Regions from separate parts of the Mus musculus genome. Here region 1 is linked to region 2. A link is a loop called in an ENCODE intact Hi-C map of the cell type or tissue named here. Cell type or tissue: gastrocnemius. All regions are shown on one strand.

Region 1 (4,000 bases), 200 kb after region 2:
AATTAATATGTAGCATTTATCATACTCAGCTTCCTGGCTGTGGGTGTCTGTCACATGTCCAGCTGCCTGAGGCTCCTGTCATGCCTTCCCCCACCACACTGCAAGCCTTCTTTTTAAAGGAGGGCTTTAGTTTGAATTGAATGTAAACCAGTGGCATAAGTCATGGAGACCCCTCCAGGAAAGGGCTACCCAATGAAATGGACTGTAAGGGGGTTTGTACGGAGTGTGAAGTTACTCCTGCCGGTGCTGCCTAAGAATGAGGGGTGCTAGTTCAAGCCTCCGGCAGGCACCCAGTGGCAGGTGACAGCAATCTGAGGAGCTTTTGAGAACAAAACGTCAGGACCCCTCCCTTGGCCAATGAAGTCACAACTCTCAAGTCCGTTGCATGTACTTGGACCTTGAGCCCGTCCCTAGAGGAGTCATTATCCTTCCTAATCATCTTGGAAATAACCTAGACAACAGCAAAACCCCACAAAGTCTGGGGGAGAATGTGAGGGACTGGAGAGGGGCTCAGCAGTTAAGAGCACTGGAGGCTCAGAATCACCTGTAACTCCAGTTCCTGGGGAGTCCATGCTCTCTTTGCACCTCTGTGGGTATCAAGCATACATGTGATGTACATATATACAGACAGGCAAAATGCACATAAAGTAAAATAAAAATAAAATAAAATAAACAAATAAATCTCTTTTTAAAAGTTATTTCTAAGCCAGGCACGGTGAGACATACCTATAACCCCAGGATTCTACAGGCTGAGGCAGGAGAATTGTTAATTTAAGGCTGAACTGTACCTCATAACAAGATCTTAACCTCTCCACCCCCAGTCCATGTCAAGAATGGCAAGAGCCTCTGATTAAAAACTGCCCGTTCACTTGGGGTGGCAAACATTTACATATTTACATCGTTGAGCAAAATTCTTGATTTCAAGTAAGACGCAGTCAGGTCAAGTTCTCTGTTACTAAAGTACTGTCCACACCGTGAGGCCAAGGTTTAGAAGCAGCCGTAGAAAAAACTTAGAAAAACAAAATTACCTCACAGCCCCTTGAAAGTCTGTCTCAACATCCTCAAATTATTTTCCAAGTACTCAGTATTTTTGAGTATTTTTTGCCTCAAGTGGGTAGGAAGCATTTGAGAAAACGCTTGTATCTTTTATTAACAAGGGATTAAAAAAATCAGAGACTGCAGAATCTAAGGGCACAGGACCTCTATGAAAACCCCAAAAGAGAGGCTCTTCTGCTCACTCGGATGCTGGAGGACACGGAGGACATCTGCGAGAGCCTGGGAGCCAGCTCTGTGCATGCACAGACATTGTAGCAGGGTTTTCCTGGCACTGGGACTCATTCCCCAGACCTGAGAACATCCTCTGCATCCCGACAGAGCCTGTGGCTGCACTCAGCTGGAAGAGGCTGAGCTGAGGCCCCGGGTGCATTGAAATAATTGGAACTCTGGTTCTCAGGGTCTTGCTTGTATTTTTCTTTTTTTAGTCAAACTCGTGAAGATGTGTTCTTACGCGGCGAGCGTGTGACATTTGGTGCCCTAAGAGCCGTGCATTTTCTAGGTCACTGGGTCAGCCTGCTTGCCAAAAAAGGATGCAGGAGTCCTTGTTAAGGAAAAGGTAGGGACCTGTGTGGTGGCTGTGTGGGTTAAAGACACTTGCTGGCAAGCCAGAGGGTAAGAGTTAGGTCCCCAGGACACACAGACTGGAATCCTAAAACTAACTCCCTCGGACTTCCACACGTATATATAGCAGATGCACACCCGGGCCCTACAAACACACAAAATGGATGAACAAAGGTAATTCTTACAATTTAATAATGAAAAGGAGGCCTGTTCCCTCCGCCCTCCAGCACTAACCTCAGGGACTTTTGGCTGCTAAGATATACAGTTACTTTTCCCTGCCACAACATGACTCAGTCCTTTTCTGGCTAAGAATTGGCAAACTTGTCCTGTAAAAAGAAAGCAAAGGTTTTGGGCTCTGTGAGCTCCCGCTGTCTAACATTCCTCTTTGTCAGTCTGTCCATTTGTTTCCTTCCCTGTCGCTGTTGTTGAAGCCCAGAACACATTTTAAATGATACCTGGAGCCAGGGATGCTCAAAAGCAGAACTGCAAGCTCTGTAGAGCCATGGGCAATGGTCCACCAACCACAGCCTTTCATAAGTAGATTCAAACGTGGGGCCCAGGACAACGCCCATGCTAAGCCATGCACTCCCTGCCAGAGTGGGTCAAGGAACCATGGAGAAGAAAGTTAGAAGTAGTAGGCATGTGAGGAAGGATGGCTGGGTGGGCAGCGTCTCCACTGAGGACTGGGGCAGGACAGTGTGCTTGCCTTGACTCTTGCTTTAGGTCCAGCAGGGGATTTTTTTTTAATTAGATATTTTCTTTATTTACATTTCAAATGTTATCCCCTTTCCTCATTTCCTCTCCAAACAACCCCTATCCCCTTCCCCCTCCCCCTGCTCACCAACCCACCCATTCCCACTTCCTGGCCCTGGCATTCACCTACACTGGGGCATAGAGCCTGCACAGGACCAAGGGTCTCTCCTCCCATTGATGACCATTGATGGCCATCCTCTGCTACTTATGTGTCTGCAGCCATGCATACTCTTTGGTTGGTGGTTTAGTCCTTGGGAGCTCTGAGGGTAATGGTTGGTTAATGTTGTTGTTTTTCCTATGGGGCTGCAAATCCCTTCAGCGCTTTGGGTCCTTTCTCTAGTTCCTTCATTGGGGACCCTGTGCCAGTCAAATGGTTGGTTGAGAGCATCTACCTTTGTATTTATCAAACACTAGTAGAGCCCCTCAGAAGATATCAGGCTCCTATCAGCAAGCACTTGTTGGCATCCACAATAGTGTCTGGGTTTGGTAACTGTATATGGGATGGATCCCCAGGTGAGGCAGTCTCTGGATGGTTCGTTCCTTCAGTCTCTGCTCCACACTTTGTCTCTGTATCTCCTCCCATGGATATTTTGTTCTCCCTTCTAAGAAGGACCACACTTTGGTCTTCCTTCTTTTTGAGCGTCAAGGTTGTTTGCACCTACAGGAAGCCTGAGAGGCCTGAGTACTGACATTTCCCCGATCGGAGACATGGCTGACATCTCACGCTCACACTTGGGTTCTCAAGCTCTGGGATGCTCTTCTAGAATGTGAGCCACTGTGTGCAGATGTCACCTAGCCCTCTTCAACCTATCCTGCGGACACCAAGGCTCAGGACAGATACAAAGAAAAATGGACTCTCTGGCTACTGCACCCCATAACTTCCTGTGCCTCTACTAACCCAAGTGTCTTGAGTCTTTCCAGGCCTGTACTCTAAACAGGAAGAGTACAGGCAAGGCTCTAAGTCAAAACAATGTGCCCAGGCTGGAGAGATGGAGCCACAGTTCAGAGTGCTTGCTGCTTTTGCAGATGATCTGAGTTAGTTTCTAGCACCCACCTCATCCTGGTCCAGATGATCCAATCCTCTCACATATACACACTCACAAACACTCATGGCTCTCTCTCTCTCTCTCTCTCTCTCACACACACACACACACACACTTACTTTAAATTGTAAAAATTAATAAATAAATAACTCCAAACACTCTGTGCCACCTTAAAATTGCTTTTAAGTCTCTTCCTAAAGATGTTTGAGAACACTGTGGGCATTTGAAAGCATCCACTAAAACGTGTTTATATTTATGGCTGGCTCAGAATCTACAAGAGCCATGTTGACACCTTGTAGATGCTTAGTAAAGAGGGGAAAGAAGAAGATTTTTAAAACAAGGAGGAGTGAAAAAGAACAGATAAGGAAAACAGGAAAAAGTATTGGGGAAGGAGCAAGAACAAAGGAGAGAGGGGAGAAGAGAGGGGAGGGAGAAGAAAGGAAAAGGGGAGGGGAAAGGAGGGAGAAAAGAGGACAGAAGAGGAGAGCAGAAAAAGGAAGAATGGAAGGAAGAAGACAGGGGAAAGGAGGAAAATGGAAGAAGGGAGGAAAAAGGAAGAAGGGAGGATGAAGAAGAGGGGGGGTAGA
Region 2 (4,000 bases):
TAGTAGGCATTTGGGTTGGAGAATCCTGGGATGATGTGTTTATCAGGTGTTCTTCTCTTTAGCAGTGTCTGTTAATGATGGATACCAAGGCAGGTAGGGGAAAAGCCAGCAGCTAAGGCCTGCGGCCTATAGAATGGATACACTGTAGACTTTGGCCAAGCTCATCCTAAGGACTTAGCCCTGGCATGGTTTTATGGTTGAGTATTAAGTGGAGAAGTTTTGGGGTCTGTTTTGAAAGCTGAAGACCCCACTAAAGACAGTCATTGTAGAGGTTCCAGAATCTAGAATTTGTCTTGATTAGTGATGGCTCAATAATTAGATCTTGAACCAAACTGGCTCCCAGGATCTGCACTTTGACTTTTGAAGCACATAACCCTCCTGGAGTCCTCTTGGAAAAGCCTTGGGGTTTGGGACTAGACCAAAGTAAGGAGTCAATCTGAGTACAAAGTCCATTCCTAAAGAGCAAGTAGACCTCCTGTGGCAGCTGAGACCCAGAAGTGTGGCAAGGGGTGGCTACCTGCAAGATCAGCAGAACAGCATCTTGCTATTTAGTACCTGGCAGAATCTTCTCAAGTCTAGACAAAGTCTCCTGGCATGAGCTACTGGCATGATTTTGCCATAACACAGAATCGCTGGAGCCCTAGCTGACAAGTCTCGGCTGAGGCTTTATGATGAAGCACCTTCCCATTCGTCTCCATTCAAAGACAGCCCAGGATGGGGGAGATGAGGCAGGTTGCAGACAGGGAATTCTTCTAATTTAACCCCAAGTCCCTTCAGCTGTGGCCTAGGCTTACTTCCTCATTTTGTGTGCCCCTGGAGATGAGAAGCAGCTTATCAGGGTCCTCCCTGTCTCCCCCTCCCCCATAACCCTTCATAAGACTGCATGCAGCATTGACATTTGAGTTTGTCTGTTTCTTAAGAGACAGAGCTTCTGGGTCAGACAGCCCTCAAAGCTGCACTAGGGTCTTCCCCTTAAGAAATGGCTAGAAAACTATTAAAAAAAAAAAGGCTGTGTGCTTCAGCTGTTTGTTGGGCATTCAAAAGGAGCCTGAGCAGATCAGGCCTAGAGCCCCAGTTACTTGGGAGGCTGAGGTAGGAGAGTGGGAAGATAAAGGCCCACTTGAGCTATAGAATGAGGTCAAAGCCATCCCAGGCAACTTAGTAAGAACATGTCTGCAAATAAAAAGAAGAAGCTGTAAATGTAATTCAGGGGCAGAGCCCTACGGTTGATCTCTGGTGCCCTAAATAAATTCATATTTAAATAAGTATGTAAATAAGGACCTCTGTTAAGCTTCATGGTGTCAGAATGCTCCTTCCTCACCCAGAGCCTGGAAACCAGCCTGCAACTCCAGAAACCACTTTCACTGTGTGGCTTTGCTTCATACTTAGAGAGTAAAGTCACTAGACCTTTACAGTGACACCAGAAATAGGGCATGTTGTCATGTTCCTAGCCCAGGTTTAAGCTTACTATGACCTGAATCTGGATAATGGTGCTCACTTGCTGGAAGGACTGAGTCACTCCATACTGGGTTGGTCAGGCACTGATGGAGGAAGGGGTTGTTGTGGGCTGGCATGGTCCACGCACGAGGTTGTTCTTGGTCACTTTCCCTATCCCCTGGTCAGCCTGTTCTCTTAGTTATCCATGGGTGATACTTATTTATTTTTTAAAAGGTTTATTTGTTTATTTTATGTATATGAGTACTATAACTGTCTTGAAACACACCAGAAGAGGGCATCTGATTCCATTACAGATGCTTGTGAACCACCATGTGGTTGCTGGGATTTGAACTCAGGACCTCTGGAAGAGCAGTCAGTGCCCTTACCTGCTGAGCCATCTCTCCCGCCCTGGGTGGTGTTTATTAGGAGCTGCTGGAAATGATGTCAGCTGTAAAATCCAAGCAGATGGGAACCTAGAAAACGAGGACATTTAATCAGGTCGAAGACCTCAATCACTGGCCCAGCGTGGGCTGGGAGGATGAGGAGGTGGTATGCTGATCTAGTGAGTTTTGACAAACCTTAATTTCAGACTCGGGCTGCCTCTGAGACGTGACTTCAGGGTGTCCCCAAAGCCTTTATGTTCAAAAGTGACTTCTACCAGTGTCACTCTAAAGCCTAGAAGGCTATTTCTAGAAAGCTGTTTCTTTGGTTAAGTTTTTGTCACAAGAAGGCAAAGGTCCCCAAGAGAGCACGTGGAGCATCAGTTATAGCGTTCTTCCCAGAAAAAGCACTCTTGTATGAGATTAGCTTACAAGGCTGCTGTGGTTCAGGTGAGTTCTCAGAAATTCTAAATAAAGGCTGACCCTCTACCTCATAGATGTGGGGGAGCTATAGAGCCTTGAAGAGGTGGGGCCTAATGGGAGATTTTATGTCACTAGAGTTTTGTCCTTGAAGGGACAGTGGAATACATCTTCATTCTCTTATTGCTTCCTGGCTGCCATGAGGTGGCAGCTTCACCATACCATGTGATCCCAACATCATGGCTGCCTCCTGTCAGAGCCAAGAGCAACAGTGAAAATCAACCGTGGCCACAAACTTCCAAAACCACGACTGACACAGAACCCTCCCATTTCTAAGTTGACTCTCTCAGATATTCTATCATAGCGACAAGAAGCCCATCAGCATAGAGTCGCAGAAGGGAAGGAGATGGAATGTTTATAGATGGCTCTTCTCTCTCGATGGCATTGATGAACTGTTTCCTGACCTGAGTGATTGGGAGAAGCCAGCGTGGCTCATTTCTCAAGCCCAGGAGGAAGCCTCTGACATTCTGTCCCTCTGGTTTGCTTACCTGTCTTCTCCCACACATGTGGAGTTGGGATGGCTCCTCTGGGGATTATGGTCAGGGCACATCATTTAACACCTTGCTTCTGTCCTCAGAATGAGCATCCTTCCTCTAATGCTTCAAAAAGCGTCAAGCCCTCCTCTTTACGCATGTTGTGGACTCTCCCAACCAGCTTTGGTCCAGAGGCCATAGGGCAGTGTTCAGGGGGAAGAGGATGGGTGCTGGATGTTACGATCATTCGTGTTTGTTCTGTTCAGATGTTTCATCAGTATCAAAATCACATGCTAACCCATGTGTGTCCTCATGAAAGTGTTGTCTTCCCTTTCTTTCCTCTATGAGATTGCAAGTGCGTTTTAAAAAATGTTATTAAAATTAAGGTTTTCCTCCCCACTCACTTAGGTCACTTTTTAATTTATTTTCTGAAAATGCCTCCTGTTTCTGAATAGTCAGTCACCTTATCGTCGAAATTAACTCAGCATTTGTCTGGCTGTTGCAATTGCTACATCACTATCCAGCACACATTGCTACAACCTTGCATTGCAGTTCCAGCTACTCAGGGAACTGAGAGATTTTGGCTAGGTAAAATGTTAGGCACTAGCTTGGTAAATGTGAAAATGAAGAAAAACGTAAGAGTTCATAATTGAAGATGAGGTGGTACTTTAAAAAGTTATTTGTTTTGTTTGCATTTATGCAAGTGCACCGTGCACCATGCGCATGCGGCGCGATGCCCAGGAGGCTGGAAGTGTTGGCTCCTTTGGAACTGGAGCCCTAGATGAATGTGTACCACGTTTTGGCCTTTGTGGAAATGAACACTTTGTCTCCTCACTTTGAACATGGCAGCTGGTCCTCCCAACCCTCACTGTAACCCTTAGAGAGGCTTTTAAAGCTTGTTCAGTTTCACACAGAAGACACCAGGAGCCAATGCAGTGAGCAAATCCTTCTGGGGACTGTGTGAAATAAATTACTCATTTGTTTTTCTTGCCCTGGCATGTCTGCATAATCAAGGCAAGAAATGCCAAGGGTTGATTTTGACTTTCTTCCCGTTTGGTTTAAATTTACCACCCACGGTAATCCAAAATACAACCCACACGTGGGATCTGTGTGTTTGTTTCGCTGTCATGCTGTGACCGTGTGCAAACATGGTTGCACGCAAATCTTTAGGATCAGACAGATGGAATGTCATTTACATTCTTGCTGAGAATATCAGAGAACATTCAGAGA

Evidence for each region. Peaks named below come from ENCODE experiments on the same cell type or tissue, not always from the same donor. Only the 100,000 strongest peaks of a DNase experiment are listed, where the experiment ranks them.
Region 1: it touches region 2 in a loop (2.5-fold over the local background); 2 of 42 quality-filtered maps call a loop at or near these places.

The regions. Positions count from the first base shown.
Region 1 is chr17:7,605,603-7,609,602 of GRCm38, reverse strand. No RefSeq gene overlaps it. Among named protein-coding and RNA genes, the nearest start is that of Gm33158, 30 kb to the left of the region's middle. In gastrocnemius, no CTCF peak of the experiment used is centred here; no DNase peak of the experiment used is centred here; H3K27ac peaks cover 2,180 bases.
Region 2 is chr17:7,805,076-7,809,075 of GRCm38, reverse strand. All of the region lies in intron 1 of Fndc1 (fibronectin type III domain containing 1), which reads left to right. Gm52281 (a long non-coding RNA gene) reads right to left here. Exons shown (of 3, transcript XR_003952218.1): 2 at 1,824-1,910. Among named protein-coding and RNA genes, the nearest start is that of Gm52281, 4.7 kb to the right of the region's middle. In gastrocnemius, no CTCF peak of the experiment used is centred here; no DNase peak of the experiment used is centred here; H3K27ac peaks cover 1,058 bases.